Regions from separate parts of the Mus musculus genome. Here regions 1 and 3 are each linked to region 2. Evidence: chromatin loops called from intact Hi-C (ENCODE). Cell type or tissue: left cerebral cortex. All regions are shown on one strand. Each heading gives the region's core, and the rest is flanking DNA. Links, peaks and the distances in the headings are about the cores only.

Region 1 (8,444 bases), core at 257-8,256, 390 kb before region 2:
GATCCTATAACTATAAAGATAAAATGTTTTAATTTTTTTAATTCTATGTATATGTGTACATGTGTGTGTGTGAGGGAGAGATGGGCAGAGACAGAGAGACAAAGACAGAGAGATTGTGAAAGTTGAGTGCTGTCTCTTTGGAGTTCATGAGAAGGTATTGGATTCCCTAAAGCTTGAGTCACAGGTGATACTCGGGTGTCCGAGGATGTCCTCCTTGTTGCTTCTAGATCAAAGTCTGATTTATAAGCTCAGAATTTAGAGTGGCTCCTATTTTCCCAGCCTGATCTTCCCAGTCCTTCTATGGGCATTGACTTTAGTTCAGCAGTTTGGACAGTCTCCAGAATACAGGTTCTATCACATTTCTCATGTCACTGCACTCTCTGCAGAAGGGCCATATATTTGTACCATACTTGCAAGAAAGTTGCGGTCTATTCTTCAAGACTTGGGCTCATCTCTCTGAAGTCTGTGTATGCAGACACAGTTACAGCTACTTGAAATTACAGAACCTATATTCTATTCAATCATTTTCTTTATTTTGCTGTTTTATGTTGACAGTGTTTTGATCTCACTGATATAATAGCCCTGAAATTTATTCTCAAAGGGACTAAGGTACACCAATGCATACTCCAAAAGTATACATATTTATGGTACTTAGTTGTCAAACCTGCTGTAACAAAATACCTTAGAATGCACACATAAAACAGAGAACATATTTTGTTACACATCTAGAGGGCTGAGAATCCATCCTCAAGATTCCACATAATACTGTATTAGGTGAGGCTGGCATTTCTGGCTTACTGAAGTAAAGGACAGAACTTAAGAAACAAACAACATAATTTCTGTTTTAGCAATGAAAATCCATATATTTGAAGAATCATTTAATTTCACGTTTCTTGATTATAAATATTTAGTTTCAATAAAAATGTTGTTTTGTAAAGGTTTGTCTTCTCTTTATCCTTGCATGAGTTTGCATACTGGGCAAAACCCCTTTCTCCTTCTGTGATGTCACATTTTACAAAGATATGGCCCTATCAAAACAAGGATTTTATTAACTTAATTACTTCCTTAAATTCCCCATCTCAAATGCAGCCACACCAGAGTTTGGGGTTTCAAAACTTGAATTTTGAGGGAATATTATAATTTCATCCATATTAATAAACTAGTGTTCCCATTGCCTGTGTTAAGTCTGAAATAATTACAAACATTCATATTCTTAAATTGCACATGAAGGAGAACTGGATGAAGAAAATAGATTAATTCCAATTATCAAAATTACTCAGGTAGAGTGTACCATGTGCACGTCCCTATTATATAAGTACATTCATTTCTTTAAGGATTTCATAATAAAATATGCTTCATAGAAATTCAAATAAAATGGATCAAATAAGAGGTTCTAGTGGTAGGGAGGAACCAGAAAACAGGTTCAAAATTGGCTTCTACCATGCACCATCTATGTGAAGATAAGGCAAGTTGTTCAACACTCTAACTTTTTGGCTTCATATGCCAAGGCACTGTGCTATAAATAACAGAAGAGTTAAAGAAGATAAGAGAGGATACTTTGGATATGGTAACACCACAAACACAACGATGGGTGAGGAAGAGCCCTTTCATAAAACTCCTCTGACAAGTCCAAAATCCTTTATTTCTTCCCCACTAGAAAAGACAACTTTTCTCTAGAGCATTTCCTCCCTATAAGGGAAGCCTTAGTGCATTAAGCAGTTTTGCATACCTATTTATCACAACTATTTCACACTGGTGTTTTATGCTGGGTCTCCACCAGGAAACGCTGACTTCATGAAAATCAGCATAGTTCAATTCTGAATCATAACGAAGTTGTAGCAAATGCAGAGTGAGAAATTGTGTACAAGTGAATAGCACATGGGTTGCTTGAAGGCTTCCTGCACTCACGCTGCCACGCTGAGCATCAAAACTGGGAAAGCTCAGATGGAAATGACCAAGTGTGATTTGAACATAAAGTCTACTATATAGTGAGAGTTCTTATAAAATATCTCCAAAATAGCTTATCATGTACTATCAGCAAATAGACTTGTCTGCCAACCAGGAAGCCTTCAGTTTTTTGTCAGCACTGACAAAAACTGACCTCCAATGACTGCCAATTACTGCTTCACCTTCCAACAAGGGATGATCAGGCCACACTCCCAGATCTCATAAAAGTGGGTTGTATTTGCAGAGTCCATGGCAACAAATGGAGACCAGGTGGAGCTACATAGGAAAAACAAGAAAAATGGCTCCTCACCAGAAACAAGAGAGGAACAGGAGAGGACAGATTCAGAAGCCCCAGGCTCCCAAATCTCCTGTTGTGAAGTTGTGTGTGTGTGTGTGTGTGTGTGTGTACACTATTTATTTTTGCAAAGCTTCACTTCATGTTGAATTGACAATGTTCTTAAATATTATACTTTAAAGAAAAGATTAAAAGAAGGAGAGAAAAGATTACATGAACTATCAATCTAATTAATGCCTAAATTCCCATCATTTAATATATCAAAAAGCAAGAAAACATCCCAGTTCAAGAAATAGTCATAGAATACATAAATTAAAACAGATTTCAGAAGCTTTTTGAACTGAAAAATATAACAATTGTTACATTACTTGTGTCTTGTTTAATTATTTTTTAATATACAAAAGTGGCAATATATTACAAATATACACTTAAGTTATTAGCAAAAGATCATGGAGAAGGCAGATAGAGGTAATCCTGACTACAGGACACTCACTTGCATCTCAGCACCTAGGGAATGCTTTCAAATTTCTTAAGTATCTACCGCTCAGCTGTTTGCACAGGAGTTCACACAAGCAGAGGTATTTTTTTCTTCTTAATCATGTACCTTTTAAGATTCATAATTTAGGATGAGCAAAAGGCTCCACAGGAGGTGGGGATGAATTAAAAACCATAAAATTGATGCTATCACTCTGATTGACATACCAATGGTTCATCATACATTTCCTGTTTGTCAGGAATGAAAGGTGTTCACATTCTGTAATAATACCTAATAATGTTTTGGAAAGACAAACAGCCATCTGACTACATTTTAGCAGGATGGATTTTTTTTTCCTTATGTCAGCACGGAAATCAGAAGCTAGAGTATAAATTACAACCCTATATAAAGGATGACCTAGATATTTAATAGCTGCAGCTATTCCAGTCTACTACTTGGACCTCCCCAGGTCTCCGATGCTATATTCCAGCATGCTTGAAATCACCATTATAACTTCAGACTAATTCCAGAGAGTGTCCAGGGAGCATGATGTCCAGGAACACCATAATAAACTGCAGAGCATGAGGATCGTCTGCTCCCTATAGCTGCCTCATCACTTCAGCCAACCACCTACTTAGAGCTCTGTCTCATTCAACAGTTTACTTTTTGTGCAGGGTAGGAAAGAGTGTCTTGTGCATAGCAACCAGGAGACCAGAATCCCTGATGCTGTGGCACTGATTATATAAGTATGGGCAAGCCATTTGACTTACTGTGTTTCCATGTCAGCACAGACTACCACTGGTACACTTATCTTGACTATTTAGATGACTTTTAAAATAATCATAAAATGTTATTTTTAAAACAGTATATATTCTGATTCTAACTGTGAATTTAAATTAGTTAAATAAAAGATCTGAAAAACATTTAAAGTCATGTCTTCTAGGGGAAAACTTTGACAAAATAATGAAGAATCAAAAAGGCCTTGCACCTATGTAACATGGTAACATAAGGGAGAAAAATACAAGTCTATTCACAGCCATTCAGTAATTATTCTTACAGAGAAATTTTAGCCCAAGGCATACCCATTCACTCCTGGTCCTGCAATTACCATTATATTCCTACTGAGTATCACATTTTAGGTACCATTTAGTGCTAAAATTTGGAGTGAAAGTAGAGCGAGGGTAAAAACAGAAATCTATCTGAAATTTCCAGGAAGGAAACAACAGGAATGTTAGGGTTAAATGTGCTAAAGATTATAATTTTGCATGTTAATGTCTAAGATTCTGTAATTTCTGTAGAATATTTTAAAAAATAAAAGTGAATGTCTGTATTATAATCACTTCTTAATAATCCAAAAATTGGGCTCTAGAAATGGATCCTTTCTTTGTCTCTGCCCTTATAAACATGATTCTGGCTGACCTGGGAAGCCTATGGAAATGTGATCCCAAATGGAAAAATAGGAATATGCTGTAGTCTGGGCTCTTGTAATAGCACTGCTGCGAAGGAATCAAAAAAGGTTTTGGAGAACAATGTACTGCTATTGTTTATTAAATCAGATAAAGGACTGAAGCAAAAACCGGGTTTCCAACCTCCCGCTTAGCATTGCACTCTGTGTGCCTTGACAGCGTTAATTTCCTTGTATTTTTTTTTAGGCCTATCTTTGGTAAAAGAACAAAAGAACAGGCTTTTCTTCAAAGTTTCTACTAATAAAATCTGCTTGTTGACAGGTATGCTCACAGACATAACATAAATGATGTTGGAAAACAACAGGTCCTTCTTACTGCATCCGAATGGTCCTGTAAAGCAACCCAATCAGGACTTGAGTACACTTAAATCATGACCTGATTTCATTTTACAAACATAAAAACAAAACCAGAATGTTCAGCACATGCTGGCATAACTTTTACGTGACAGTCTATAGGTCATAGAGCTTCTTTAGTTAAATTGATAAGCATGGGAATACCAGGAAAAGCCCTTTGAATCTTATCTGATAAAATCTATTTAAGTCCTCCAGCAAAACACAATCTTGACTAGACAGGTGGTTCGAGCCTTAGTAGTCCTCAATGAGAACATGAAGATTAGGGTAAGTATTGTCTTACCAATGTGTTTGCTGTGTCCCTGAAATGGAGCTATCACAATAAGGTCAGATATTCAGGTCAATGGTTATTATCAGAAGAATATAATTTGCATGACTATACACCTCATGGCAAGTCTCATGGCAAATATAGGTGCAAATATGAATAAATCCTATTTCTATACTTGCTACATAATTAGACTGGCATTAATTAAATGGCAGGAGAAGCAATGAGAGCATTGTTTGGAGAGTAGCTTGTTCCAAGTTCTGATTATAACTTGTTTCCCAAAGAAGGAGCCGCCCACAGCTTAGAAGACAGAAGATCCTCATCACAGATTTGCTGCAAACAGCTCTGCTCAGCTCAGTCCCTGCCAGACTTAGGGCCACACATACCCATCCAAGATGGCTAAAGAAGACTCTCAAAAAGACAGCTTTTTCTTTCTTTCTTTTTTTTTTTTTTTTTTGCTTTAGATTTCACAAGGGTTGTGTGGTCGGTCCTGCCTCTGACTGACTTAAATCCTGCACCTAAAGCCGAGAACTGCTCTCTAATAACAATTCTCCGCATTCATCTACCACCCCAACACTGAGCACAGACTATATGTTAGACATGAAAGGCTTTGTATGATCCCACCCAGCTTCCCAATAACACCGGGGAAAAATGCTATACAGGTCCAAATTCATAGAAAGAGAAACATGATGCAAACGTTACCCTGGTTACAGTTATGGAGACTGTCAAAACCAGACTTGGATCCATCCTCCCCACCATGGGATGAATCTTAGCTCCAATTCTTCACTGTATAGAATGGGCCTGGGACGTGATAGGAAGTGACCAAAATACAATACAAAGATTATTTCTAGTAAGTCAATAATTTTTAATTTCCCAGAATTTTTTTGAGTGAGTCACTCCAAAGAAACATTTTGTCATGTAGTTGTTGTATTAGATGGGACCTACTCTATAGGTTCCTATGGACTGAATATATGCCTGGGCTAGGAGCAAGGTTAAATAGTGAGTAATAAGCTTCCAATTCCAATTAAGCAAGTACAACTGATGTCTTGGAGAACATGTCCTCAGTAACACATTCCTGCTCTCGTTATCACTACTAATAAAGAATGGAATGAAGTATTAAAACAAGTTTTAAATTTTATATTCCTTAGCATTAGAAATATCTAGCCAAAAAATAGTAAATAAATTGTCTGGTAAGAAATAATTTAAATACAGGAATAAAATTAGTGAGACTTGAACATGACAAAGAAAGATGTTTACAACTTAGTCTCTTGCTGCCAGAGAACCCTTGACTATAGATTACCTTCAGAGACCATCATTTCTTCATTAGCAGATAAATCCATAGAACATCCAGAGTACATCTGAATTTGTTCAATATCATTTATATACTATAATATATATTATAGTATATTATGATATATTATATATTATAATATGTATTATATTATAATATCATTTAGCACTTGGCCTGAGACCTAGCCAACATTTAAGCATGCTTTCTGAACGAAGAGATGGCATTCTAAAAATGTCAAGCCATCCCTACCATCAACTTAAAAACCATCAGAGCTTACTGTTGTGTAACAATTCCTACACAAGATTGCTGTGTTTTCCTCTTAGGCAGCATCTCTGCTTATATAGCTCATATGCCTCTTCTGGAATGGTTAAAATGATATTATCTAAAGCCAAAGTGAAAACTTTTCAAATTCCTCTAGAATAAGCTTAAATGTAGCTATAGCTGCCTTGATGGCAGCAAGAGGAAAAGATAGGTGGATGTCTGGTTCCTTGGGTAACAGAGCCTCTTGCTTAGACTGGTGCCAGATACTGACACTGTACCAATAGAGGCTATGAATTGTGCAGAATTACCCTTTCAACAAGAGTAATTTCATCCTTAGATAGCAACTTCTGAGAAGGGTAAATTGAGTTTCCTACCATGTCTGGCCCCAGGTGCTTTTCTGCAAATCAGGGGCTGGTCTTGGATCTGAAGAGAAAATTCATTGCAGTGTCCTTTGGGCATACATTACAACAGACCTTGCAGAGGTTGAAGATGTCTATTGGCAAGAAGAAGGTAGTATGTGTGATCTTAGCTTTGGGTTTGACTTCATACTAATCTTTGCTCTGGAACCATTGCACTAAGACTTGTTGGTCTAATTTCAGAAAGGGAATACATAATTCTCTTTCACATAAAGATGTATGAAGCCCCCAATACAAATTTGCTAAATAACATTGATTTGTGCTCTGTTTGTAAAATTATCATTTGTTTTATTCAATAGAAAAAATTTACAAGTTAGCTACTCATAGATGTTTTGGATGTTATCCTAACAGAGGCCTGCCCAAGATCATTGCAGGTAGTTGTCAACTTAGACACATGGAAGCTGAAACTCTGCCTTCATTTTGTTTTTCAAACAGTATACTCTACCGAGATCTTGCCATCAGCTGTAAAACTTGTTTATTTTGTTGTTCATATAAAGTAAAACTTTCTCGGTCCAGCTATGCTTTCCTGCATGACACTTAAGTTTCACTTGGTCCATTTGTGACTTCTTTTTTCCTTCTCAAGTTACCACCGACCAGCTGTTTCATGACAATGCCAGAATACATGGGTAAAAAGCACATGTGATTTCTCCAAAGTCAACATTTCTCCTAGGGATGGTTCTATGAGGGATGGTTCTATGGGCACACAGGAACAATGTAACACCTACACATAACCCTGTCTAAGCTTCCTTTTTATACTACAAGATACTTGGGTTAAGAACAAAACAAATACAATGAGAATTTAATGAGAAGACTGGGTGTAATTTTTATTATGATACATGAACTAAACAGTTTGAAACCTTTCCATATGGATCAGACAGCACTTTTGCCACTGTGACGTAATTGGAGATGTGGTGCTTCAATTTTGGCTTACCAAAAAGCTGTAGATTGCCCCAACACAGTCCTTAGTCAATAAACAGTGACTATTTCACTGTTACAAAGCTGCTCATTTGTTAGTTTTTAAAAACATACTATTAATCATGATTAAAATATACCATATGAAAAACACCTACTATCTGCAAGGAAAAATAAAACCCACACAGCTGTAAAAATGTTTGGAAGATTTAAAAATAAAAACCTGAATGAATTCTAAAAATATAGCAATGAATAATTATAATGTTTATAAATTCCATTTTATGAGAATATTCATGTCTTTAAGGAAAAAATCAATTGGAGTCTATTTTAAATATATGTCAGCTTAAATGCATAAAAATCAAATAAGAATTAACTACCTGTTCATTTTAATTATGATAGCTCTGAAGAATTACTTGATATAGCCAGTAATGCTGCTCTTCCATGAAACTGGTTTGGGAGTCAATGTCCCTCAGGAGGTGATCAAGATTGAATAAGGTTATTAGATTAGACACTGATCTAATAAACCCGGGGACCTCATAAGAACTCAGAACCCTCTCTTCACTACAGGAGAATGCAAGGAGGTGACCCAGTAAATGAGTCCTCATCAAAACCCAACAACCTGACCTCAGGCTTGTATCCTCCAAACTATAAGAAACAAATTACCTATACCTAATCTACTGAGTAGTCAGGGCATCAGCCCATCCAGATGATACAATACTTCAAATAACATAATTAGAATAAAAGTAGGAAATTTAATGAAATAATA
Region 2 (8,444 bases), core at 374-8,373:
CTCAAATATGGATCAGTCCAATGTTCAAAAGAATGATCATTTTAGCATTATTTTCCATCAGTGAATATGTTGATGTGAACAGAGATCATCTTCATTAAGGGTTAATTACCATAAATGTACCATAAATGGGCAGAATTAATATGAACATTCACATGAGCTAACAATGAAAATTGTAAAGAACAGATACAGCAAAATGAATCCCCTAGCAACCTATTGAAGTCCCAAAGTTTATGCTCAGTCTAAAATCTGATAGCACTGGTTGTTTATTACCCATCTTATGTAGTATTAGTTGTAATTTCATTATTTACATTGTTAACATTTCAGACCAAATCCCTCCTTTGTGAAGTCAGTGAATGAGATAATTTTACCAAATGTGAGGAGGATTATAGTTGGCTAGCAAGTCTCACCTCAGATAACACCTTTTTCTTTTACTTTTATATTGCTTACCATTTATTTTAAAAGCATAATGCTAGTTCTGCATAAGTTTTAAGTACAAGTAAACACAGTATTATATCTCAATTGTTCTCTTTGCAAAAGCATTATGTGGCTGTCTGACACTATCAATCGTGCAGGTTAGGTTTGGGAGACAGTGTTAGTCCTCATGCAGCTTATCCTTTATGAAATGCATTTTTCTCTAGGGTGAATGCTTAGAGGCATTCTCTCTTAAAAAAAAACAAAAACAAAAACAAAAAAAAAAACTACCTAAAAGCTATCAAGGCACCTTCTAGTACAGTCAGTTTCCCTGGCCAAGCCAGCCAAGATGTCCTGGTCAACAGAAAAGATACTGAACCCATCAGAAGACTTAAGCTTCGTTCCAATTTTAGAGATGTGGATCACTTAGGCCTTCTGAGTTTGACCCACCTTCCTTATTTAAAAGCAACAAAAAGGTACATGGACTGGGTATTTCCCAGTATCTTTCTCAGCAGGCAAGACACTAAAATTCAGACTTTAAAACTTTTCACGTTGCTGCCAATGTGATGTAATATACTTCCTTAGAAATGCAGACTATCCTAGAAATCTGCCTGTTATCAACATAACATAATGCAGTTTTAAGCGAATATTTTCCCTTAAAACTATGGCAGAATGACTCCATGTAATAAAAGGCATATTTTTATGCCTACCTCAGAGGTCCCACTACCCACACAGGCCTATTTAGCAGTTAAAATATGGACAATGTGATTGAAGGAATAATTTTTTTTTTTAGTTTTGATTAACTTGGAAGGCCAAGTGTTAGTCTAGCATCTATCCTATTTGTAGGGAACACACATCTTTCTTTGGGTTAGAGGTGTAGAGCCCTGTGGTCTAAACCATTGATGTATCCTCTCTACTACACTTGCTCTCTTTGGTTCAGCACCCTAGACAAGCAAAGAACCTCACAAGATTCTGCATCTCCTGATGGTTATTTTTGCACAATATCCCAACACTGTTTCCAAGTGGTAACAAAAGAAAGTTGTGCAAGAGGAAAGAAAGTCTTCTCATTCGGGTTTGCTGTGAATTTTCCTTAGCATCCTAGTTCTCTTTCTACTTTGTGATCTTTAATATACCATGACCTGCATATACTCACAGAGGTAGCTTACCTTCTGGAGTTAGTGGTTGGCTTTAAGGTTTTAAAAATATTTCTGAGAACCTAGGGGCTTAATTAGAGTTTAAAGCTAATTTGGGGCCATGATTCTTTTCCTATTAGTCTATAAGATTTGTTACAAATCCAGGATGCTATAGGACAGGGAGTTTGGACCTGCCCAAAGACCCTCTTTTTCTTCCTGATTGCAAAGTGCTTATGATGCACCAGGTAGCCAGAAACGCAGACCTCACAGACCTCATGCCAGCACTTTGTGAGCTGTGTGGGTGATGGGTTCCTTTTCCAGACCCCGCCCCTCCCCCCCCCCCCCATGTTTATGGAGATTTCTCAAAGCTCATCTCCAGTTCCTGGGAAGAAATGTTCTTGGGATCCTAAAAAACAGACCCTCCTAGAAACTCCACCAGCGCCACCACCGCGCGTTTCCAAAGCACACCCACTGCCTTTGAGCCCTCCTCCATTCTCTGGAGCCCATCACGCTCCATCTTTATCAGCACACCACCAGTCTCTTTCTCCCAAACCAAGACTCTCCAGCCGAAAGCATGCCGGCACACCCTTTCCTGTCCCGCTGTTGAAGACATCATGCCCAACCCTTGTGAACCCAGGCCCGCTCTGGCAGTTCTGGCCTCCTCCGCCCGTCCCGGGGCTCACTCACGTGGCACACGCAGCGCCCCCCCTTCTACCCTCAACACACACACACACACACACACACACACACACACACACACACACACACACACTAGCAGCCTGGGAGCTCTAGAAACTAGCCGGGGAAAGAGTCCCCACCCCCTCAGCTCCGTCTGCCGGAGAAAAGTGGGTGGGAGGAAGTTGCGACCCACGGAGAAGAGCAGATAGGAGGGGAGAGCCATGTCGGAGGGGAGGACCAGCAGTAATTGGGTGACGTTGCAGCCGTTGTGCCTCTCCAGTCCGCCCAGCCAGCGGGTCAGCTTTCAACACAAATCAGACAGAGGGATTGCTTCTGCCTGCAATCAATAACTCAGTCGAGTGAGCTGCTGAAACCAGAGGCGTCCCTTGTCTGCTCTTTATGGGGCCCTGCGGACTGAATCCCAGCCCCTCTGCTTCACAAACAAAGAAGTGGGTACCAAATGCCAGAGGAAAATTTTAACCCCAAACTTCCATCGCATCCCCTGGTTACGATCTGTTAAAATGAAAAGAGCACGGACCTAGTAAGGTCTCTAGAAGAAAGGGTTAAAGGGAGAAATCTACGCCTTAAATTTCAGGTCTCCTGTGATATGAAATGGAGTAGAACCAGTGTTTCAATAAGCATTTAACAATGGGAAGAGAAGATGTAAAGTCCCATTAAATTTAGCTGTCCCCATAGATGCTTTCGAGTCAGCCGCACACTTATAAGCAAATTACCAATCAAGTCTTATTTGCACTTACTGATAGAAGGGAAGAAGAAGAAAAAATGTATCATACTTTGTAGAGGAGAATTTGGAAGGGGGGTGTTAGATAATTTATTACAGACTTTATTTCGTGAAGAGTAAGGTTAAGAGGTCCTAGGAGATATATCGTGATCCCAACTTAATAATATACATTAAAGCCAAGCAAGAACTGAGAGAAAAGGATGTGTCAGAAAACTTGGGTCTGAGTACCAGACCAAGTTGAGATTAAGGCATGGTGGGCCTGAGCTTGAAGGATATAAGTCCTTCAGTTCCCATAACCCTAAAACAAATACTACCCTGATTCTTCATTTCTCTGACACTGACACAATATAATCAAAAATAAATTATAAGGATGGCAACCCAGATGAGGAGGTTTTCTAAATGACTCCTCATTATGAAAAGTCCTGCTCAGACAATTGGGAAAACTGATATTGGTCCCTGTTCTGCTGAGCCATGGTTGGTCCTTGAGGGGTAGGGTGGGGGTACTAGTCCTACGTTAAAGCCAAGGAAATATTCATGTGTGTACAAAAGCCATGGAAACCTAGTCTGAGACAGAGATTAGAACACAGGAGCGCTTTTCTATGCTCTACACAACTAAAGACTGCTTGGAAAGAAAAGGTTCTGTTACTAAGAGATTCCATATACATTGATGAAGCCACAGCATTAATCCCAAAGTTTGCAAGACAGGGCTTCTTTGTATAGCCCTGGCTGTCCTGGAACTCACTCTGTAGAACAGACTGGCTTTGAACTCAGAAATCGACCTGCCTCTGCCTCCCAAGTGCTGGGATTAAAGGCATGTGCCAGGACTGCCTGACAATCCCAAAGCATTCTAAGTGGGTCTTTAAGCAATGCGTAAAATGAGCCTGTTGCTGAAAAAGTTTAGACATTATTACAAATCATTACTTAGATATTATTCCAAATATCTCCCTGTTTGACAAATTTTACTAGTGTGATTAATGATGAATTTTACTTTACTTTTTTCTTGTAATTTTTATTCGGATATAAAAAAATTAAAGGTAGAAATGTAAAGATAAGGCTAGGCTCCCTATGTAGGAAATGAACCCTACAATGAAATCTTTCCTTGATATAACAAATCCTTTGTATAGTACAGATTCTTTAGCAATTCAGTCTGCGTGCTGTGTGGTCAGCTTGGAATAACACTGTACCTCATGAATCTGTGAAATATAAAAAAGTGTGCACTATTACTTTTAAAGTTATAGGCACTATTACAATTGATCATTATTTGGGTTTTAAAATAATAAGTGTTGCCACTTTAGAAGTTTTAAATCACATCTACCGGAATCTAATGTCAGCTTTAAAGAAGATAACTACTTTTTTTTAATATACTTGCACACTTTTAAGGTGCCAACAAAAGCATTGAAAACTGTGAAGTAACCTCTGGAGAGATGAAGTGAAGCGTGGAAGGCCAATGGCTGTGGCAGTGAAGAAGTGCAGAGGGTGAGTGTTCACATTTATCGTCTGCCACAAACTTACCACGAAAGGAAAGCCACCAGTTTCTTTGTCTTGAAGTATTTATTTAAAATGTTGGCATGTGTGACAGTGATACAGTTAAATGGCCATGCTCTTCTTTATGATATGTGCAGTGCTGTGGCATGGTGGTTGCTCAGAGCTCCTAAAACCTTCCAAGGGCCACCTTTGCAAGTGCCTACTACAATTAAGCTGATTCCTAGGTGGCCATGTACATCATCATAGGACAAACTACAAAGAGGTTAAAATATCTTTTACATTGTGGAATTTGAATCTTACCATGTTTCTCGGATTTTTATTTTTCTAAATTTTCATGTTCAATTATATTTATGATGAAAGTATTCTGGCTGAAGAACAAATACTATACACTTGAATAATCTTGAGGGGTAGATTAATCTATATCCTTTCTTCATCTCAGGGTAGGTTGCTGTGGCAACCGCCCCAGCTCACTTTAAAATAATTTTTTAAAGCTCACTTCAAGAGCTACACCCAGCGTGGGCCAGGCTTAAAAGCAGGCAGACCCAGTGCATAGGGCTTTCGTAGACTGCTGCTTTAATGTAGGGAGGCAGAAGAAAGGGAGCTGAAGTAAGATGGCTCAAAACAGAAATTGGAATGTTAGCTTTGAGCTGAAACAATCGATCACCATGCTCTCTGTAACTTCAGGTGTCTAAATGCATTGTGAAATAAATCCTTGGATGAGATAACTAATGTTTATTTATATTTAAAATTAAGCACTTATAATAATTAATGAAAGGAATATTTGTGATTACACACATTCAGAGAGAGAAGGGGAGAGGGGGGAGAAGGAGAGAGAGGAAGTGAGTTAGTGATTGAGAGAGAGAGAGAGAGGGAGGGAGGGAGAGGGAGGTAAGGAGAAAGGTGGTTTAATGGCAGGTCAATTCTAGCCATCACTTCATCTTCTTTATTAAAGGAAAGTTTCCTTTTATTAAATCCTTAGCTTCACTCCCCACTGATATAAAAGATATAATAATTATGATTATTTTCAAGCATAGAACAAAATTGGAGAGCTCATGCAAACCAGGAAACCGAGGCCTAGAAAGGATTTATCTATTAGGAAGACACTTTTAGTGTTTTCAATGTAAACTATCAAACCATAAGTAAAAAAGTTAGTAGTGCTCTGCCACAGAGTCACATCTACAACCACAAATCCCAAACTGGATAGAGCATTCTAAGTCTCTCAACATCTAGAACAAAATACTTCCTACACAAGAAAAATGAATACCATTAGGTAGCAAGGATCACCAGTTTAGGTAAATAAAAGTAAAGAGATAATGTGTGTCTGGCATTACTTAAAGACAAATATAAAACACACTCTGGATTAACAATCTCATGGATTACTACTAAATTATTTACTTATTTATTTACTTATATATATATTTATTTATTTTCCACTTCAGCTACAAGGTTTGTGAGGAAAACTAACACTAATCTTAACTTTGCTCACACATCATTAAGAAGCTAAATATACAAAGGGGGAACTCTTATCTTTTCAAAGGCCAGCTGTAATACATTCCAGACCCAAAGTTTCAAATCATCCTCACCTGGACTGGACATACTTTTAAATGTTTACAATATTGTTGATAAATACGGGTTTGTTACAATACTTATTACTAAACAATTCTTTGACACCTGGTGGGGAAAAATAAAAGTTTCCTTTTGAAGGAAAATAAATCAAAACTGAAGTGTGCTGTGGTAAGTAGAAACTTTGTCTATAATTAAGGAGAAGAGCATTATTGAATTCATGTATTGGCTATATCAATTCTGTCATGTAACATAGGCCATTATAGTTCATTATACTAATTTAAAGCACTATGAGAATAAGTTCTCTTGGTCCTTCTTATAGTTTGCTCTGTGAGGATCTTTGTAAACCTTAAAAATAATCTAAATTTTTATTTATATCACCATATCTAGGTATGCCTTAGCATGCAGCATGTCTAAGCTCAGAGCTTGTACCTCTAAACATGCCGTTCTGTTTATATAAACTCATGGTAGTCACACTTGCTATGTGAAAGAGGAGCAAATACAATATAGCATAGATACCATTTTCAAAAGCAGAACAAACAAAAAACCCACCATGTCACAAAGCTTGTGCTCTGTGACAGCTTGTCATGCTTTCCTGTAATAAAATCGCAGTACTAATTAATAGTCTCAGTGGTAAGGAGCCAGAGGTTTGAAGATTGTTCCCATGTAGTTTAACTTGCCTGTAAAAACAACTTTCTGCTTTCAAATGAAGCCTTCCTTCGGAGGGTGCTTAAATGTTGAGTCCACTGCTCTGATAGAAGCTACTAACTTCAAACAGCACAATGAGGCAGGAGGCTTTTTTGAAGCACAATGCCCCTCTGCATTAAAATAGTACTCTGCAGGCCTACTGGAGAGCTTCCCGGGAAATTCAGCCAGTTACTGGGTTAAACATATACTTTCGAAAATATTTTTAATTAGCTAGATATTTCTATGGGCTACTATTGTCTACTCTTGTATCTTCTACATTATAGTACTCTGTGAACTTTCTCTTCCTCTAATCATAGTATTAAAAATTAAATGTTCATATTTTACACAAGCTACAGTACTCCTGGCATGCAATCTTTCACTATTTTGAGAATGCATAGGGTTGACTTGTATATAGTTGATATATTTAATCTTTAGCTTTTTAGGTGTGGTCGTGATATCTAGTACCTTTTTTTTTTTTCTAAGTATCAATTCTTTGTTAACCTATATTTTTACTATGGAAAATTATTCGACAGCTTAAACCTTAACCTAAGAGTTCTTATCAGTGTCTGCTCCTGCTTCCTGTGCAGCTGAAACTCTTCAGGATAAGTGAAGTCACCCGCTATCTATCGGTCAGGGGAGCCTAATGCATTTGGGAAGTTGTTTTTGGTTTACTTGCTAATGACCTGGATAAAGTCCAGTAAGGTGTGGAGGGAAGGAGGGGGCATTCTCCGAGGAAGCTGTCCTCTCAGTAAATTTGTCCAGATTGATTCGAAAGTTAATGGCCCGGGGATAAAGTCGAGATTTCAAAAACTTGTAATTAATTTATTACTAACATTGGAGGATCCTTTCGGCTCACTTTCTAGCCTAGCCCTCCTGACTCTCAAGGCCAAAAGCTTTATACATTCTGGGCGGGCAGGAAGCGCACGCTGGGATCGAGGCTTGCAGACATCCTGGATCGTGGCTTTTACGCGTGAGTAACGGAGGCGCGCGCGGACCGGAGCAAGGATGAAGTGGCTACTGAGAATCTAAAGGGGGCGGGGGGGGGGGGAGTCACTAGAGCAGCTCTTAGGGTCGCGCTCCTATTGGTCAGAAGGAAGATCTCGACTTCAGAAGGACTTTCCTGCTAGCTGGCTTGCAGCCTCCCCGGGGGAGCGAGCGCGCAGGAGCCTAGCGTCCTCTGTAGCGGCGGGGAGAGAGGCAGGGAGCCGCCGCTCCCCGTGTTGTCTTCCCTTTCATGCAATAAAGAATTGTCATTAGGTTTGCGTATGGCATGTGCCATTACCCCACCGTAAAACTAAAATTAGCAAAATGTCAGGAATGGAAAGATTGATTCACCAAGATGCAATTATCATTTAAAAGTGCTTGATTGAGGTACTGATGTTCAGTGATTTATTCTGCATACCATATACATAATTAAAGTAGTGTAGTGGAGTAATTTATCAATCTAGTTGAGACTGGAGGGGTGAGGAGGGAGCTGCAGTATGTTTGTTTTATTAAAATGTTGCGAGGTTCTAGTCCCGCCCCCCTTTTGCAAGAGTGAAACTGATGATTTCCCCAGCTCGGGAGGAGAGGCAACGGTTTGGGCTGGTTGGGATAGAGAAACGGAAAGGAAAAGGCAGCGCCAGGCAAAGGCAAGAATAAAATGAATTGGGGGACAGGGGTAGCACCGGAGCGTACGTGCTGCTTAGAACCCCAGCCCCGTGTGCTCCGTCTTGCTTGCCGCCCCCGCGTCCCCTCCCAGTATC
Region 3 (8,444 bases), core at 257-8,256, 410 kb before region 2:
CTCCATCCAGGTGTAAACAGTGGAACCATTAAGACTGGGGGAGGGGAGGCTACAATTCTCGTCTGAAAGGACCAAATAGTGGTACTGAAGTCTCCAAAGAGAGAATACTGAGGTGATTGCAGAAGAAGTAGTTACTCCCAATGTCCTTTGGAGCACTCATGAAATTCCATTTCCTGCTGACTGATGGAACTTGCCTTGCTAATGTGAATTTCTAGAAATACAACTACTAATGTGAAAAGTAGCAAGTCATACAAGTGAGACGTGCCATGATGCATATATGTTTCTCAATCATATCTATATGTGTTTATGTATGAATTAATTAATCCTCATAACATTTTTATATAGCATACCCTGTTACACTTAGTAATGTCACATAAAAGAAGTCAAGTGAACTCTCAGGAGGTGAAGTAAGATGTGTATGTGGATTGTTATTTGAACACTAGGACATCTCATTTGAACATTTATGGTTTTAACTACCATACCACTTGCTATATCGGCTTGCTATCATTTTAGCCTAGACATAATTCCTGTGTGAATTTGAAGACTCTTTGTGAAAAGCTTTGAAGACTCAGATATTAAAGGATTAACTGGCAAATTGTGAGCTTTGGGAAGTGGTTGGGTCACGACAGTGCCAGCTTCATTCATAGAATCACGGGGTCAGTGGCATAGAAAGGCTTGTAGAAACTAGAATGACTGGCCTTGCTGGAGGAAATAGGTCACTAGAGGCATGACAATAAAGGTTATCAAATTCTTTTCTTGTTCTATTTCCTGGCCATGTCCTATGAGCTGCTTTGTTCCATCAATGATCTCTGCCATGTTCCTGCACTGGTGAAAGTACATCAACATAAAACAGTGCAAAAACAGTGGAACCTATAAAACCTTGGACCCAAAAATTGTCCTACCTACAAGAAGTACAGGGACAAAAATGGAGCGTGGATGGAAGGAATAGCCCATCACTGAGTGACTCAATTTGGGAAGCATACCTGGGCAAGAACCAATCCCTGACACTATTAATGATACTCTGTTATGATTGCAAGTTGGAGCCTAGCATAACTATCCTCTGAGAGGCTCCACCCAACAGTTGACCAAAACAGATGCAGAGACCCACAGCCAAACATTAGACAAAGCTCAGGAAGACTTATGGAAGAGTTGGGGAAAGATTGATAGACATTAGGCATATATCTAATATAAGATATATGAAGATGATTTATACAGACTCCATAAGAGTTCCAACAGAATCAACTGACCTGGAGTCTTGTAGACTCCCAGAGGCTGAACCACCAATGAAATACAGAGCATGGGCTGGACCTATGCCTGTCACAATATGTATATAGCAGGGACAGTGTGAGGGGAACTCGGTGGAAAGAAGCATGAGATAGTGATGTAAAGTGAATAAATAAACTAATAGAAAAAAAGAAATGAATGCAATATTAGTAAGAAAATGTATAAAAATAAAATAACTCAATGTGGAACCCAATGACCATGTATAAAAGCTTCTGAAACTAAGAAGCAGAATAATTCCTTTCTCCAATAAGTTGGTTCTTCAAGTCGCAATGATGAAGAAAAGAGAATGACTAATCAGCTCTTGTAGGCTTCTGACTCAAAATAAGTATGTAAGTGTCAGAGTGAATCAGAAATCAAACCTGCAAAATGTTAAAGAAATATGATATGAAGGCCTGTTTTCTGGTCCATCTATTCAGGCAACTGTGTTATTTGTCTTATTGTTGGGACAAAATACAGAATAAACACAACTTAAGGAATAAAGAGTTATTTTACCCCACAGTGTAAGGGCATAGTCCTCCATGGCAAGGGAATCCTGGCATTGTGAGCTTGAGGTGGTGGAGCACATTGCATGTCTGTTATGGAGCAGGCAGAGATGAATGGTCAGCTTCAGTTTGCAGCCTTCCATTTAAAATAATCCATCAAAGACATATTTACTTACTGGGAATGTTCCTTCTTTCACAACTTGCTTGTTTAGAGCTTTATATAATGCTATTAAAGCTAGTGAAGTTCAAAGAAAGAGAGAGAGAGAGAGAGAGAGAGAGAGAGAGAGAGAGAGAGAGAGAGAGAGAGAGAGAGAGAGAGAGAGAGAGGGAGGAGGGAGGAAGAAAGGAAGGGAGGAAGGAAGGAAGGAAAGAAGGAAGGAAGGAAGGAAGGAAGGAAGGAAGGAAGGAAGGAAGGAAGGAAGGAAGGAAGATAAAAGAATTCTGTCACGGAATGTATTGGGATAGAAAGAGGCACAGACCCCATGATGAGTCCAGAAGGCTTCCAAGAGGAGGCTCAAAGGGTATTAATGACAGTTGATGGACCAAAGAAGCATTTATTCAACTATATTTATGAACTCAGTCTCCATGTTAATATAAGATATATGAAGATTTATACAGTAACCCTGGAGCTAGAAGAAAAAATAATGTCTTGCTCTGCGTCACGTAATTCTTGTAGGCTCTAAGTCTGAATCCGAATCTTTACACATTCTTGTGGCACATGACTGAATTTTATGCAGGCAGCTGGTGGAGACATGGGACCCAACTCTCAGTGTGCATGCAGTTTTACTCCAAATCTACTCCTCTTGCTCTACCCTGAGCCATTGGCACAAGCAGACATAGGAAAGTCTTCTCTGCCCATCTCTATCTTTTAGGCTGGGAACCTGGCATATGAGCAAATATAAGCATTCAGATGTGGGAGGTCTGTACCTTCCTGAAGCTGAGTGTCAGCTGTGTGGTACATGGGTAAAACACAGGACAAGCAACTGGGTTTATCAGTCACTTTTGTGTTGCTATGGCAATAATACCTAAGAGAAACAGCTTAGATAGGAGGGCTCATGTTGGTTCATATTTAGAAGTGTCTGTCCATCATGAGCCAGAAGGTATAGTGTTCACATTAGAACAGAATGTTATAGTCTCATGCCACAGTTGGTCAGGTGCACAGAATTGTGGGTTATAATCCACAAAGACTTGCTCTTAGTGATGGCTACTACCAAATGAACTTCATCCTCTAAAGTGCCTACACTGTTCCAAAATATTGCCAAAAGCCTGGAAACAAAAAGTCTGTGGGGATGTCACACACAAAGGACAGAGGTTAAATATGTTACCCTTTCATGACTTACTTGCACAGACCTCTGAAATTACTAGGATAAATCATAACTAAAATACTTTCTGTGATAGGAACAGTGAAGAAATGTCTAGAAGCGAATGCAATGCCACATATGCATAGATGAGACCACGTGAAATTAAAAAGCTTCTCAGTGAGTTTGCAGAGGTGACACAATGGGTGAGATGCAAGGGTAAGAACCTGAGTTTGAATCTAGAGAACCTATGTGAAGTCAGGTGTGATAGACTACTTCTGTAATGCTAGTGGTCCTTCAGTGAGGTGGGAATTCAAGATAGAGTCTACAAATGAGAGAGATGGCAATATGCCTGGAGTAAGCACTATCAAGCAACAAAGAGATCCTGTCTCAGAAAAGCTGAAAGGTGAAGACTTACCCATAATATTGGACTCTGTCCTCCATTCATGTTCTGTGGAACTCACATAACCACACTCATGCACACATTCAGGAACACATGTATCACTCACACACACACACACACACACACACACACACACACACACACACACACACATACACACACACACACACTTTTGCAGAAAAAAAGAAAAGAATCAGCAAAATGAACACAAAAGAATGGGGAAAACAATCTCGCCAGGTAGTTAATACCTAAGATATATAAACAACTGAAGAAAGAAACAAATCCATAAATAAATATTATTCAAAAAATAGTAATTGGTCAAATGAATTGAAGAGACATTTCTCAATAGAAAAAGTTCAACCTTCTTAGCTATCAGAGAAATAAAAATTAAAACTACTGTAAGGTTCCTCCTCAGTCCAGTAAGAATAGTCCGTGTATGTGTGTGTGTGTGTTTGTGTGTGTGTGTGTGTGTGTGTGTGTGTGTGTGTGTGTGTGTGAGAGAAATATTGCATATCCATGCTTATAGGAAGAATGGGTAAAGGGCTTGATGATTCAAGAAAAAATATCCCCATGGCCAAAATGTTCTCCAGAGACACACAGGATCAGGTTAAACTATCATTACACTCATCTGAGAGCAGCACACACCAGGGCACCTACCAACAGCTTCCATTCCACACAGTCAACCGTCATCTGTCTTGGATATCTGAATGAGTTGCTTCAAGGATACTCATCTGGCTGAAGAGGATAACATCAGCAGCCATCCTTTCCTCTGCCAATAGGGTCCCTTGCCAATTCAATAATAATAATAATAATAAAGCAAAACAAAAAGGTAATTCTGGGTGCACACAACTTTAATACAGGATTACCAATTTTAAAGTAAAGGAATGTTGCCTAAAATTTTACTTTTTTACCATAATGTTTCTGACAAAAATAAAAAAAAAAAAAACAACTCCTAATCTTGTATTATTTGTTATGCCCAACATGCTTTACCACAAGATCTATTGCTTTAAAAAGGTCTAGTTTAGTGCACTTGAGAGATGAGAGGACAAGCACACAGGTCAGAATACCAGGCTTGTCCTTGGTCTTGCACACTCAGGACTGCTTTGAAATGTTTGGTTATGTCTCCAGAGGGAGGTTTCATCTGGACCAATTCCCACAAAACAATCAATGGCATATCATCATTTCTTTCCCTTCTCCAAAGAAAAGGATGCAAAGAAAATAGTGCAAACGTAGTGAAGAGTTGTGAGTCTAGTGTGCATGAGAGGAGGCCTTCCCAATTAGCACATCAGGCCACCAGCCCTTCGTTGGCACAAGTCAGTCCTCATTTCTCACACAAGCCATGCCTTTTCTCCCAGGATTTATGTGTCTTCCTCCCCTCTCCATAAAGAATTAGCTGAATATAGTAAGAATAAGAGGACTCTGGGGCTGCAGATGGCTGACCAGCTGTTTCTGGGTGACACCCCATGAATCAGAGTCTCATCGAGCTTTAGTGCTTCCATGTTTTGGGGGCAAAATATTCTGCGTTTTGGAAAACTAGTTCATGGAAAATAATACAGCAAACTAACATTTATAGAAAACCACAGTAATCTTGTAACAAATGTCCTAAATTATGCACTCAAAAGAGGATCCAATTTTATACAAGGTTCTCTTCGAGAGACTGCAGAACACTTTCTTGTTTGTGATTGTAACTGCTGTTCCTCACAACCTCTATAAGTACAAAAAAATAAAACGACATGCCTTTATATAACATATATGCATAAGACAAATGTCAGCATGGGAAAGATGGTCTGTGGAGGGGACTATTCAGAAAAGTTCATTTTATGCTTTATTTTAGGTTCATTGTGTATATTTTCTCCAAGTTTGATGTTAAGATTAATGCTGCTTTTCAAGCCTCCTACATTCCACTTCAACAATGGTTATTCTTCAGTACTTAAGTACATTGCTGGGGGTATGGGCAAAATAAAAGTCATATGGAAGTTTATGTTCCAGCTGCTGTGCTCCCTCTTCTTCATGAGTGAGTTTCTGGCAGGCCACGAGTTTTACTAAACCCCTTCCCTAGTGCCCTCTTCAATTTTAGATCCTTGCTTGATGTGAAATGTCTAAGACAGTCATTTTAATAGACAAAAGAGTAGAGATAGCCCAAATACCAATGGTCAGGAAACAGGCATTTGTGAGGTGGGAGAATAAGAAGCCCCTGTGATCATTTTTATTCAATGAAAGCCATTCCTTTGGGTGGGAGTGTCAAATTCTAGTACCCACACATGCTGCCCGCATACCACACAAGCTGCAGGAATGCAGATTTCTGTATCTGAGAGCAGCTGCTAAGTGAAGTGGAACATCCAACAGATGGCTGCATTGTCATTGTTGGGGGAGGAGGAGAGAGGAGCTATTTTGGTTTTTCTGTTGAACGTGTATATGTGTATGAAGGCATGTGTGTACTTCACAGTATTCTGTTCTCCACTACCTATGATCTTTTCCACTATAGATATTTCTCCTGTGCTGTCAAAGACTGGTTTTGAATTTGCATATTAGGACAGTCACTAGAGGTTTTTTGATCATTTAGTATTTAATGGATGAGAAAAGAAAGGTCCAAGGGCACACAGCTATTAAAGCCAAACTCAGAATTTTTTCACTAGGGCATGCAATATAACAAAATTAATTAATAAAATTATTAAGTAAATAACACTCTACATAGTGATAGATCACAGAGGAGAACAATTCAAGGGTCACAGCTTCTCAGTCTTTAAAAATATATAAGTGCATTTTTCCCTTAAAAAATTATGGTGGAGTTGCTTTGCAGTTCTCAGAAGAAAAAAAAAAGTAAGTATTCAAACTAGTCAATATGAGCATTTTATTATGAAGCTTATTAGATTTTAAACAATTTGATTCATGGTGCTCCACAATTTTAATAGCATATTTAGAAATAATAGACTTCGGCAAATCAGGTTGTAGAACTGCTATCAAAATCCATGCATAAATGCAAATTAAAAACCTTAGGTCCCATCCTGACCTGCTTGCAAAATGTCCCTATTCCCCTTCTGATGGTAGCTTAAAGAGTACCATCACATAGCTTATTCATTGATGTGTGTGTGTGTGTGTGTGTGTGTTTCTAGAAATAGAATCAATAGAGAACAGACAAACCCACAGTTGCCAGTTTGTACAGTTTTGTGGTTTCTGCCAGGGCTACTGACTCGAGAAGGTCTACCAGATAATGAAAGCAAACTATTTCAGTTCCTGTGGGTCTAGAGTGCTTCTGTAAAGTTCTGGTTTGAAACAAATGAATAACAAATTAAAAGGCATAGTAAAATAAGGGGGTGGTTAAAATATATTAACTGAAATCAATGTAGGAGAAACATAGTTAAAAACCTTGCATTCTCAGCAACAGCCTGAGATGTATTTGGGTAATTCTTTAAATTTATGATAAAAGCCTTTTAGCAGAAAGTCAATACACATAGGTGGTGAAGCAAGTATATCATCCTGTACTGGAGGTTGCATTAAACATTCGGTGTGAGCTCCACTGCTCATAGGAAGTAAGCAGGAGTTCATCCAACGAACGCACAGTATCACAGAGACCAAGCGTTCTTCTGTAGACAGTCTGTGGAGCCATGCTGATTACCATGCAGTCCTCTGCCTAGGGTGCTCACTGACGTCAACAAGGGTCCTGGAAATGAAGCAGGATCAAAATCCCAGAAGCCTGGACTAATAATAGAGTAAAGATGGAGAACAGATGGAAAGCAAAGCTTCATGGATAGAGTGTGACCTCATGTTATAAATTCGTCAAGTGGAATAAACAACAACAAAGTATGGAAGGCCTGTGAGAACTCACTGATGTCAAACTTCCAGAAATTTGCTGACTGAAAAAATGCCTAGATACAGAGAAAACTTTCCAAAGGAGTTCAGGGGCATCAATTTTTGGATTAATTATGCCTGTGTCTGAGAGCAAAGACACTTAAAATTAAAACCATAGTACTTTGAACATAGACTACTAGCTTTATCCCTTTACCCTTCATTAATATATGGATTCACCTAAGTTATTTTCCTCTCACTTGAGCAAACCTGTCATCTGTGAGAGGGCAAAGCCATAAATGTAGAACCTGGAGATGAAATCCCAGAAAACACTAGGCCTGAAGCAAAACATTGCAAGCGGTCTGCCACATCTTCAACAAATAGAAGTGCTTTTTCAAGTGTCTCTGTCTCGTGTGTGTGTGTGTGTGTGTGTGTGTGTGTGTGTGTGTGTGTGTGTGTGTGTTTAAGCAATCAATGCACACTTTGTGTCTTAGTCTGTATTCTGTTGCCGTGAAGACGCACTATGAGCATGGCAATTCTTATAAAGGAACACATTAAGTTGGAGCCACCTTGTACTTTCAGAGGTTTAGTCACTTGTCATGTAGAAGCATGTTGACATGCAGGCAGATGCTTCGTCAGGATCAGCAGGCTGCAGAAAGAGACAATCACTGGAGCAGGCTTGAATATTTGAAACCTCATACCTAACCCACAGTGACACACTTTCTTCAACAAGGCTACAAGTGCCACTCCTTGGCTAACAAACAGTTAAATATATAAGCTTATATATTTGAGGTCATTCTTATTTAAACCTCCACATTCCACTCCCTGGCCTCCATAGGCTTATAGCCATATCATAATGCAAATATGTATTCAGTTCAACTTAGAATATCCCCATAGTTTAGCACAGTCTCAACATTGTTTAAAAGCATAAAGTTCACACTCCTTTTGAGGACTGGTGGCATTCTTTTTACCCTAATTTTCTATAAAATCAAAATTAAAAGAAATTTAATTTAAAAGATTCACCATACTTTCCAACAAACAGTGGTATAGAATAGACATTGCAAGTCCCAAAGGGAGAAAAGGGAACACCATGAAGAAACACTGGACCATGGCTAAAAACAGCTGAGAAAACTCCAAGCTCTACATCTTCAAAGTATGTTTCAGATCTCGAAGTCCTTTTAGCTTTGTTGA

The links. Peaks named below come from ENCODE experiments on the same cell type or tissue, not always from the same donor. Only the 100,000 strongest peaks of a DNase experiment are listed, where the experiment ranks them.
Region 1: it touches region 2 in a loop (3-fold over the local background); 5 of 42 quality-filtered maps call a loop at or near these places.
Region 3: it touches region 2 in a loop (2.5-fold over the local background); 4 of 42 quality-filtered maps call a loop at or near these places.

The regions. Positions count from the first base shown.
Region 1 is chr13:83,121,522-83,129,965 of GRCm38, forward strand. No RefSeq gene overlaps it. Among named protein-coding and RNA genes, the nearest start is that of Gm33073, 5.2 kb to the left of the region's middle. In left cerebral cortex, for the core only: no CTCF peak of the experiment used is centred there; DNase peaks (open chromatin) are centred at 3,306, 4,628 and 5,101; H3K27ac peaks cover 2,259 bases.
Region 2 is chr13:83,516,041-83,524,484 of GRCm38, forward strand. It overlaps a transcript of Mef2c not described here. Among named protein-coding and RNA genes, the nearest start is that of Mef2c, 4.5 kb to the right of the region's middle. In left cerebral cortex, for the core only: no CTCF peak of the experiment used is centred there; DNase peaks (open chromatin) are centred at 2,100, 2,400, 4,953 and 7,748; H3K4me3 peaks cover 2,662 bases; H3K27ac peaks cover 6,775 bases.
Region 3 is chr13:83,105,911-83,114,354 of GRCm38, forward strand. All of the region lies in intron 1 of Gm33073 (a long non-coding RNA gene), which reads right to left. Among named protein-coding and RNA genes, the nearest start is that of Gm33073, 10 kb to the right of the region's middle. In left cerebral cortex, for the core only: no CTCF peak of the experiment used is centred there; DNase peaks (open chromatin) are centred at 4,944, 5,798 and 7,031; H3K27ac peaks cover 2,958 bases.